Regions from separate parts of the Homo sapiens genome. Here region 2 is linked to region 1. A link is a contact called in ENCODE Hi-C data. All regions are on one chromosome and are shown on one strand. Each heading gives the region's core, a stretch centred on a gene start or an enhancer-like site at or near the end of the contact. The rest is flanking DNA. Distances are from core to core; before and after follow the strand shown.

What was found. Hi-C counts contacts between places; a loop is a spot of excess contacts on that map. Pooled maps may share reads with other maps.
Region 2: a map of sigmoid colon shows a loop between it and region 1 (5-fold over the local background). The contact joins the promoter of PFKL here to the promoter of AGPAT3 in region 1. A Hi-C loop is called at or near these places in 1 of 168 maps with a recorded cell type or tissue (sigmoid colon), 2 of 37 single-sample maps with no recorded cell type and 8 of 50 pooled maps.

What each region holds. Positions count from the first base shown.
Region 1 is chr21:43,862,671-43,868,121 of GRCh38, forward strand. It overlaps AGPAT3 (1-acylglycerol-3-phosphate O-acyltransferase 3), which reads left to right and starts at 2,553. Exons shown (of 10, transcript NM_020132.5): 1 at 2,553-2,675. RefSeq lists silencers at 1,612-1,971, 2,522-2,871, 2,992-3,311.
Region 2 is chr21:44,297,137-44,302,587 of GRCh38, forward strand. It overlaps PFKL (phosphofructokinase, liver type), which reads left to right and starts at 2,917. Exons shown (of 22, transcript NM_002626.6): 1 at 2,917-3,054. The coding sequence starts at 2,970. AIRE (autoimmune regulator) reads left to right here. Exons shown (of 14, transcript NM_000383.4): 14 at 520-1,512. The coding sequence ends at 591. RefSeq lists enhancers at 443-502, 873-932, 1,263-1,372, 4,943-5,082 and silencers at 2,470-3,139, 3,160-3,609.

The sequences.
Region 1 (5,451 bases), core at 1,303-3,802:
ATCATATCTTCACAGAGCCTTCTGGACTTGTATCTGCCTATGTTGTTTTCTGTTTTTTTTTTTTTTTTATTTGTTTGTTTGTTTTGAGACAGAGTCTCGCTCTGTCGCCCAGGCCAGAGTGCAATGGCTAGATCTCAGCTCACTGCAACCTCTGCCTCCCGGGTTCAAGCAATTCTTCTGTCTCAGCCTTCTGAGTAACTAGGATTACAAGAGAGCACCAGCACGCCCAGCTAATTTTTGTATCTTGTTTTAGCAGAGGTGGAGTTTCACCATGGCTGGTCTGGAACCCCCGACCTCAAGTGATCCACCCGCCTTGGCCTCCCAAAGTGCTGGGATTACAGGTGTGAGCCACTGCATCTGGTCTTTTTTTTTTTTTTTTTTTTTGAGATAGAGTCTCACTGTGTCACCTAGGCTGGAGTGCAGTGGCACAATCTTGACTCACTGCAACCTCTGCCTCCCAGGTTCAAGCAGTTCTCTGCCTTAGCCTCCCGAGTAGCTGGGATTACAGGCGCCTGCACCACGCCAGGCTAATTTTTTTTTTGTATTTTTAGTAGATACGGGGTTTCACCATCTTGGCCAGTCTAGTCTTGAACTCCTGACCTCGTGATCCACCAGCCTCAGCCTCCCAAAGTGCTGGGATTACAGACAGGTGTGAGCCACCGTGCCTGGCCATTTTTTGTTTGTTTGTTTGTTTTAAATAAAGCACATCATTGTATATTCACTGCTCTGCACTATTTTTATTTTTTAATTTAACAGATCTTGGAGACTATATCCTATCTGTGTACACAGAATTATCACATCACAACTTTAGAAAATGTTTTAAATTAAAAATGCTAAATGAATGTTCTAGAGTTTATTTAACCAAGTGTCTGGTTGTTCTCAGGCTTCCTGTGATTATAGGTATAGCTGTAAGTCAGCACATCCCTGTATCCACACATCCCGTGGTGCCTGTGAGAATTTATCTGTGGCACAGATTACCCAAAATGACATGAGGGGTGAGAGGTTTTACAAATGGTGAATTCCACGAGCTTTGCAAATCTTAACTCCTTTTTCAAGAATAAGGGAACTGTGAGTAGGACAGGTGCACGGTACTTTCATTTTATTTTAGTCTAAGTATTTTCTGAAATAATTTGAGGAGGCTTAAAGGGAGGTGCAAGCTGGGTGCGGGGGCTCATACTTGTAATCCCAGCACTTTGAGAGGAGGAGGTGGGAGAATACTTGAGCTCAGGAGTTCGAGATCAGCCTGGGCAACACCGTGAGGCCCCATTTCTACAAAAAAAATTTTTTTTAAATTAGCCAGACATGGTGGTGTGTGCCTGTGGTCCCAGCTACTTGGGAGGCTGAGGTGGGAGGATCACTTGAGCCCTGGAGTTCAAGGCTTCAGCGAGCTATGATTGTACCACTGCACTCCAGGGTGGGCGACAGAGCAAGACCCTGTCTCAATAATAATAAAAATAAAAAAAAAAAAAAGGAAAAAAAGGGGCACAGTAGACAGTACCAGTACTTGGTATTTTAAATGGTTTTCAAATGAAGCCCACCCAAGCTCAGCAAGTCCAGCCGGGGCCTGAGGACCTGAGCAGGCGCCAGGTCACACAAGGTACCGGGCGCAGGAGGCGGAGCCCGCAGCGGGCCCTGCCCTGACAGCGGCACCTGCGCGGCCTCCGCAGGTTCTGGGATCGGCCGCTGGCCAGGTGCAAGGGAGGGGGGACGGCAGCCGCTGTCCTGGGGCTGAGAGGGCTCCGCGGTCTGGAGGGGACGGCGTCAGCGCCCGCGGGGGTTCGCAGGGCAGCCCCGGGGCGACCCCCACCCCCGCCACGGTCAAGTGTCGATACAGTGTTGCCAGCCGGGTGCCAACTATGAATAAGTCCAAGGGCGCGGCACGTGGGCCGAAACGCGATCCTTCCGCGGAGCCGCTGCGCGCAGGGCCGTCCCCACCGAGCCCGCCGCGCGGCGACCCCTGACGGCGACCCTAAGCCCCGGCCGACCAGGGCAGGAGCTCGCGCGCGAAACTTCCCCGGCGCCCGCAGGAGACCCCGGCAGGGGAGATGGCGGGGCCCAGGCAGAGCTCGGAGGCCCCTCCCGGCCCCACCCCGCGCCCCGGCCCCCTCTGCCCCCGACCCGGTCCGGGGGAGCCCTCGCGGGACCCCAGCCTGGTCCTTCGCCGCCTCCCCCCGTTCAGCCCCGACCCCCCTGATCCCCGCGCCCCCCGCGGTCCCGGCCCGCCCCCTCCCCCAGCCCGGGCCCCAGCCCCGTCCGTTAGCGGATCCCACGCAGGCTCCGCGCCCGGCCCCGCCGGCGCCCTCGGCCCACACCTCTCTCCGCGCGCGTGTCCCGCCGTGTCGCCCCCGTGTCCCCTCCGCGTCCCCCCCCGCGCCGTCCCCCCGCGTCCCCCCCCGCGTCCTTCCCCCGTGTCCCCCCAGCGTGTCCCTCGGCCGCCCCGCGCGCGCCGGCGGAACTGTGGGATCGCCGCGCACAGGAAGTGGCGGCGGCGGCGCGGCCGAGGGCGGAGGGCGGAGGGCGGCGGGATGGGGGCCGGGGGCGGCGGGCGCCGCACTCGCTGAGGCCCCGACGCAGGGCCGGGCCGGGCCCAGGGCCGAGGAGCGCGGCGGCCAGAGCGGGGCCGCGGAGGCGACGCCGGGGACGCCCGCGCGACGAGCAGGTGGCGGCGGCTGCAGGTGAGCACCGAGGCCCCCACCCGAGGTCGGGCCGCCCCCCTCTTCCCCCACGCCCCGCCGCCGCCCGAGGTCGCCCTCCCGCCGCCGGAGGTCGCCCCTGCCCCAGCCGTCCGACCTCGGGCCGCCCGGGGCCCCGCGCCGCAATGGGCCGGCCGCGCTCCGCGGGGCGCGGGGCCTGGGAAGGCGCGGGGCCGGGAGGAGGTCTGGGCCCGGGTCCTGTGCGCCCCCCGCAACCCCGGCCTCCCCGGCGGCCTGGTCCAGCGCGAGGCCCCGGCCGCTTCCCGCAGCAGCCTCGGTGGCGCTGGGCCCAGCGGGGAGGCCCGGGGGTTCGGGGCGCCCGGGAGGGGCCCGGGCCGGGCCGAGGGAGGGCGAGTGGGTTCCCGCGGGGACGTCCCATCCCTCCGTCCTGGACTCTGCTCCGGGCCCCGCTCGGCTCCCCCGTGGACAGGACGCGCCCGCCGCCTGGTTTCGGGGCGCGGCGGACCCGGGACCCCCCCCAGGGGCCTCCTCCTCGCGCGCCCAGGCCAAGGGAGCAGTTTCACTTTTGCCGCTCCGCGCGGGGAGGGCTGCGGGGCCCGGGGTTGGCTGTGGGTTCGGCCCGGAGACCGGCGGCGCGTTTGCACCGGGCGGGTCAGGGGATGGGGTCAGTCCGGGGGCAAGAGCCGTGGGGGCGAAAACCCACTCCTGGCCACCCCAGGACCCTTGGAACATTGGTCCCAAGTACTTAGGAAAGGAGGGTTATTAGTATTTGAAGGCAGTTAAAAATGGTGCAGTGTTTTTTTTTTTTTTTTTAACTTTGAGAGAAGTTTAGTGACATGGGGAAAATGCTTTTATAAATGGCTTCCCAGACCTTTAAAAAAAAAAAAGCACAATTTTAAAAGCTTTGTCTAGGAGAATACTTGAGCAGTTGGGTTCTTTTTCCTGGGAAACATGATCTTAGTAGAAGAAAGATGTGGGCTGTTGGCCTCCAGACAGAGGGTGATGAGCATGCGGCTCTTATTAAAAATGAAAGCCAACGCCGAGAGCCTGCTGGGGGCTGGGAGGTGGGGCGGGCGGCGGGCCCAGGCTGCTAGAGGGACCCAGGATCCTGCAGCTTTTAAATTGCAGGCGCGGCTGCTCCGACTCGACTCGCTTAGGAATTGCTGAACTTCGTCTTCTCAGTTTGAAAGCTTCAGAGGGGTCTCCCGAGGATGCTGAGCACTCTCTTGATTTGGCCACTTCTTTGCCGCCCCCCCTCCCTCTTTCCAACCAATCCTCCTCCCCCACAGAGTTCGGCGTTAGCCTGTGCCTGTTACAACTCGCTTCTTGTATCCATTTCTGGTTAGTCTTAAGTATCTTCTTGAGGACATTGTCTAAAAAGCAGCTGCATGCCATTGACATTCAGACAGAACAGGGCCCCTTGGCCTTAGAAGGTGTAGGGGCCTTAAATATTCTGAAGGTGACTTCATGGAGTGGCCGCCCTCTGTGGTCACCCTACCTGTGCGTGGCCCTGTCCTGGCGTATCTGCCAGGGGGACGCGCTGCAGCAGCCTGAAGACTGCTGGGTTAAAGGCAGTGTGGCCGGGTGGGAAAGTCCCCAGGAGTGTGGATTCTAGAACAGGCCTTCCTGGAGGGAGGGTGCTGCCCCGCCCCAGGCTGGGGCCCCAGTGCAGACTCCACGCTGGGGAGCTACACCCTGCGCCTGGACGCGCGTCTGTGTGCCAGGACTGGGGAAGCAAACTGAAAGTAATGGCTTTATTTTGGAAATTAGAAAAAGAGCATTCACCAAAGTAATCTGTTCCGTCCCTGCCGTAGACACGTGACTGATACACCTGCCTCCCATCCCCTCCGCACTTTGACCTCGTAAACAAGTGATCTGACACAACAGGGCTTGAGTTACTTGCCCGAGGTTGTGTCACGGAACGGCAGGGCCGCCTTTAGGCTTACATCCCTGGAACTCCCACCTCCACAGACCCGTCCGGGTGCTGAAAGTCCACGGATGCTATCCCTGGTCAAATCAGAGGTAGGTGGGAAATGTTGGAATTCTCCTAAACAGGGAAGGGGAAGATCAGAATGTGTGTTTGAGAAGAGCCTGATTTCCTGGATTCCTTTGGAGGAGGGGTGTCCTTAACTTGCCCAATCACATTTACCCTGTTCATCAATCTTCAGCCCCGCTTAGGCTCTCACATTGCAGACCCCACGGCAGAGCCCCTAGTGCTTGGCACTGAAGAGCCAGTGCAGGCCCGTTGTCACCATCAAAACCCACCTCTGGTAAATTCAATGGCTTCTGCTTCCACGCTTTGCCCCCCCTCTCTGGCCTTGTCAAAAACTCTTGTGATGTCCCTGTTATAAGGTATCGCCGGTGGACTGGTGTTTCTAGATCGCAGCGTGGGACGTGATTGGCTACATTTGACTGTTTCCTTTTTAATGACTTGTTTAATGTGAGATCTTTAGCTGCTCCATCTCATTGCAAGATTTTTGTTACAGTAAAGTTGGACTGAGTTTTCTAAAGACAGTTGCTCAGAAATTTCATGGGAATTTACTTTTGGTTAACCGAAGAGTGTTTGGGGTTTTAAACGGGTCGTTTCAAGTGGTAAAGTAACATGACCACGAGGCGTCTGTCCTTCCTAAAACCACTTCATCATAATTTCAAGATTGATTCTAAATTACCAATTTCAAAGCGCTGCATTTTAGGCAAGTGCATTAATCGTTCACCTTCTGACAGGCTTTCATGTAGTCATTTACAAGCGGCCATGTTTTGATTATCTTTGTCAAGCAAAGTGCAGGAGACAGGCAGT
Region 2 (5,451 bases), core at 1,667-4,166, 430 kb after region 1:
CTGGGTAATGGAGCTGCCCCTCTGGATGGGGTCCCCGGGTATAGCTGGAGAAATGAGCGACGGGCTCACAGCCTCTCCCGGGTGGCGGTCTTATTCTGCTGGCATCGTGGGGCCCGTGGCCCCATCCTGTGGGAGCATCAGGCTCCTGAGCAGAATAAGTAGCTGGCCCCGACCCCCCCACCCTGAAGGAGCCACCCGAGGAGGCAGAACTGCCATGAACTGCCATGGGGATGTGCCCTGGGCTTATAGGATGTGGTGAAGTACACAGGACAGGGTCCTCGGTCTGGCCTGTGCCATGGGGACCTTGGGCCTCAGTTTCCCCACCTTTGATGGAATACGGTGAAGTGCACAGGACAGGGTCCTCCCCAGACTGGCCTGTGCCATGGGGCCTCGGGCCTCAGTTTCCCCACCTTTGACTTAGAGGGAAGGTTGGATGGTGACTTCTTGTAACGATGGCCATGATTCTGTGGCTGCGGCGGGGGCGCACCTGGAGGTTCTCACCGTCACTCTGTCCCGCAGCACACCTTCGATGGCATCCTGCAGTGGGCCATCCAGAGCATGGCCCGTCCGGCGGCCCCCTTCCCCTCCTGACCCCAGATGGCCGGGACATGCAGCTCTGATGAGAGAGTGCTGAGAAGGACACCTCCTTCCTCAGTCCTGGAAGCCGGCCGGCTGGGATCAAGAAGGGGACAGCGCCACCTCTTGTCAGTGCTCGGCTGTAAACAGCTCTGTGTTTCTGGGGACACCAGCCATCATGTGCCTGGAAATTAAACCCTGCCCCACTTCTCTACTCTGGAAGTCCCCGGGAGCCTCTCCTTGCCTGGTGACCTACTAAAAATATAAAAATTAGCTGGGTGTGGTGGTGGGTGCCTGTAATCCCAGCTACATGGGAGCCTGAGGCATGAGAATCACTTGAACTCGGGAGGTGGAGGTTGCAGTGAGCTGAGATTGCGCCACTGCACTCCAGTCTGGTCGGCAAGAGTGAGACTCCGTCTCAAAAACAAAACAAAACAAAAAAACCACATAACATAAATTTATCATCTCGACCACTTTTCAGTTCAGTGGCATTCACATCTCATGTAACCATTGCCACCACCATCTGCAGAGCTGTTCCAGCTTCCTGAATGGAAACTCTGGCCCCATGAAACACTCACTCCCCATTCCCCTCCCAACCCCTGGCACCCTCCACTCTACTTTCTGTCTCTATGACTTCTCCAGGGACCTCATGGAAGTGGAATCACACAGTATCTGTCCTTTTGTGTCTGTCTTATTTTACTCAGCATGGTGGCCCCAAGGTTCATCCATGTTGTAGCATGTGCCGAAATCTGCTTCCTTTTTTAAGGCTGAGTAATATTCCAGCACATGGATGGACTGCATTGTGTTCATCTATGCTTTCCTCAGCAGACACCTGGGTGCTTCCACCTTTTGGCTGTTGTGAGTAATGCTGCTATGAATATGTGTGTGCAAATATCTGTGTGAGTCTTTGAGTAAAATCGCTGGATCACATGGTAATTATATTTTTAATTTTTTGAAGAACTGCCATCCTGTTTTCCACAGCAGCTACACCATTTCACATCCCCACCAACACTGCATGAGGGTTCCAGCCTCCCCATATCCTTGAAACAATTACTATTTTCTGCATTTTTCTTTCTTTTCTTTTCTTCTTTTTTTGAGACGGAGTTTCGCTCTTGCTGCCCAGGCTGCAGTGCAATGGCGCAGTCTCCACTCACTGCAACCTCTGCCTCCTGGCTTCAAGTGATTCTCCTGCCTCAGCCTCCTGCATAGCTGGGATTACAGGCGCACACCACCATGCCCGGCTAATTTTTGTATTTTTAGTAGAGACGGGGTTTCACCATGTTGGCTGGGCTGGTCTCGAACTCCTGACCTCAGACCTCAGGTGATCCACCCCCCCCCCCCCCCCCCACCCCACGGGCCTCCCAAAGTTCTGGGATTATGGGCGTGAGCCACTGCGCCCAGCCTGTGTTTTTCTTTTATAGTAGCCATCCTAATGGGTATGAGGTGGTACCTCATTGTGGCTAAACCATGTACGTTTAAGAATTTACACACACACACACACACACACACACACACACGTGATGAAGCTGTAAGAAAAGGGAGAGAATAATGACCCAAAATGTCAGCACAAGGATGCCTCAGGGGTAGACACAGGTGTCTTCTTAGCGCCTTTTAGCCCACGCATATGTGCTTGCGCAGTCTCTCGGTGTGTTTTCTAACATTTCACAATTAAATAAGGAGTAGTTGATATTCACAGCCACCATTTCCACCGTATATGTAGAGAAAAATGCTCAAATCCTAGCGATCAGCCCGCTGAGCTTTCACAAACCGAACACACCGTGCGGTCACGAGGCGGCTCTCCCGAACACCGGCTCTGCACCCCCAGGGCCCGGGGAACCAAGACTTCCCCAAGGGCCCAGCAAAAGTGAGGGAGGAGGGGAGGAAAGGAGGGAGAGGGAGGGAGGAGTGCTGGCTGCTTTCCGCCAGCGCCTCGTTTGGGTTTCGCTCTGCTGAGGCCTGAAGGCGCCCTGAGGGCCCCTGGGGGGCAGGGAGGGGCGGTGGCTGCGGCCGACAGCAAGGAACCTCCGGAGAAGCGAAGCCGGGCCAGACGTGCCACCGGGGCCTCGGCGCTGGCGAAGGGGCGCGTGCGGCCGCACTGGGGCCAGCCCCGCCCTGGTCCCCGGCCACATCCTCGAGACCACCGGGGTGGAGGGGGGGGTCTCACTGCTCAGGGCCCGCGTGACATTGCACAGGTTTAGAAACGCACAGCGGGAAGGTGGCCCCGGCGGGCCGAGGGCGCAGGATCCCTGCTCCGTCCAGGGTCCGTCCTGCGAGGAGGCGCCGGGGGCGGGCCCGGGGCGGGGCGGGCGGAAGGCGCGCGCGGGGCGGGGCGGGGACGGCGACGCGGCGCAGGCGGCGGGAGTGCGAGCTGGGCCCGTGTTTCGGCCGCCGCCATGGCCGCGGTGGACCTGGAGAAGCTGCGGGCGTCGGGCGCGGGCAAGGCCATCGGCGTCCTGACCAGCGGCGGCGACGCGCAAGGTGGGCGGGGGTCCCGGCCGCGTCGCGGCGCAGGGGGTGGAGGGCGCCTCCGCCCTGGCCTCTCCGGAGCGCCCGCCGAGCCCCGGGACCCGGGTCTCGGGCCGGCCCGGCCTCCCGCCCCGGCCTCCCGCCCCGGCCTCCTGCCCCGGGTCTGTCCCCCGCTCTTCCCCGGCGCGGTCTCCGGCCTACGTGCGGCCGGCCACGTTCTCGGCCTCCGCCTGGGTCTTGGCGCCGCCCGCGCCCTGCCCCGGGGGTGTGTCCGACTCTGGGCCGCGGGGCAGGACCTCCCGAGGAGTCCCCGAGGCCACGCGAGCGGAGGGCGCCGGTCCCGCCACCCCCAGAGCCTGGCCCTTCCTGGTTCTGAAGCGACCCGGGGACCCGGTGCCTCCCGAGGGCCGGCGCCAGGCTGCGGGCTTCCGGGACCTCCTCCCGGCTGGGCGGGGGCGGACTCACTCCCGGACCGCGCCTCCTCCTCGGGGCCCTCGCGGCCGCCTTCCTTGTGGGTCTAGCTGGGGAAGAGGGCGGTGGGGAGATGGGCTGCCCGGGGCATTGAGCAAAGCCCAGTTGTCACCCTTTTCGCAGGGGTACTGGGGAGGCCTCAGGTGGTGGGGACTGGGACTTGGCAGAGCTGGGTGGGGGTCCGGCCTGAGGGCGTGGTGTCCTCGCACGCTCCCTCCCGGAGGCCTGGTCCTGCCCACTGCCGGCCTCCAGTGTCTCTGGCCTGACATGTCCAGTGTGGCACCTGTGGCACAGGACGCCACCTACCCTACCCCTCAGGAGGAGAGAGGAGAGGATTTAGGAGACCAGAAGTGAGGTGCTGGGTTGGGAAGGGGCCCAGCCAGCACCCCAAGGCTGTGCAGCGGGGTCTGGTCTGTCTTTTAGAGTTCAGAAAATGGTTGAGAAAATGCGGACACACACCCCCACCCAGCTTCAGGCACCTGACCCTCCTTTTCCCTATCTGGAAGCCAGGAAGAGGCGAGAAGGAAGCCGGCCTTGAGTGGGACCAAGCCAGGGAGGCAGGAGTGGCTCGTGGGTGTCACTGTCTGAACCCCGGCCTGCAGAGGGGGCTCCTTCAGACCTGGCTGAGCCAGGCCTGTGGTGGCTGCCCACCCGCCCTTTTCACAGCTGTGGCAAGAGCGGGAGCTGCTGCTTGTTGCCGGCTACTGGCAGTGTCCTGGAGCCAGTGTGGCTCCACAAGTCCTGTCCTGTGTGGCTCTGGGTCACGCCTTTCCTGTGGGCCAGGGGTCCGTGTTGTCGAGAGGGGAGGGCGTTGTTCAAGGATGTCTTTTTGCACAATAACCTGTGCAAAGGTAGCTAGAAGACTTGAAGCAGGCCGGGTGCGGTGGCTCACACCTGTAATTCCAGCACTTTGGGTGGCCTGGTGGGTTGTGGGCCCAGGTGGGAGAGGAGGCCCGTGGCCTTGGAGGGTGAACTCGGGAAGCTCCATCCCATGAGATTAGACAAGAAAGGCCCCGAGTCTGGAGGGCAGACAGGTTGCTGTGGGGCCAGCCCGCCTGCCCACCAGGGAGGCGCTTTCTTGGTGAGGCTGGTGAAGCCCCAAAGCCCACCTGTGGTTCCCTGAAACACAGAGGGTCCCCAACCAGCTTCCTTGTTTGCAAAGTGGGAGCATCAGCAGTGGAGGGTTGGGAAAGTTGAGAGCCTGGGGTGGCACGTGCCCCCCCCACCCCCTGCCACCCCATGCACAGACTAAACAGAGAAGGGGGGCTCGCTGGAGGTTGCTGAAGGGCCAGCCTGGCAGGTGGTTCTTGGGCCAGCGGGGAGGGGCACCCAGGGTGACAGGCGGTTCTGGATGCTGGTGGAGGATCTGGAGATGGGATGCCCCTCCTGGCCCTGTGGACAGGCCGGCTGGGTGGGCCTCCCATCTCTGTCTGAGCTGGGGGTTCCAACTGCTCAGCCTGGCCCCAGTGCCTGATATGGAGTGGGCAGCGCTTCCTGGCTGCAGCTGGGAGGGTGCCCACAGTGCACCTGCTGGCCGATCATGGCATCCCAGTTGGGCCTGTGCCTTCCTCTGCAAATGTCCTCCCTTCCCAAGCCCCGTGCAGCTGCAGCGTCTCTGTATGTGAGCTCCCATGCGTGGACAGGGAACAGGTGGTTTTCTGCAAGGGAGGAGGACTCCACACACTTCCCCAGTTCAGGGCTGGGGCTGATTCATGGAGGATGATCTGGGGCGAGTAGGATGGGAGGAACTGACATTCTGGGCAGAACCAGAGTCCTGTTTCATGAGTTCGGAAAAGCAGTCTGCAGGGCTCTCCCAGGCCACCACTGCTGCTGCCGTGTGGCTCCCCATGGTGGGTGCTCTGTTTTCCTTCTCGGGGCCCCACTGCCTTCCTAGAAAGGCTGACCCTGGCCGAGGGGAAGCCTGTGGCATAGTGTGCC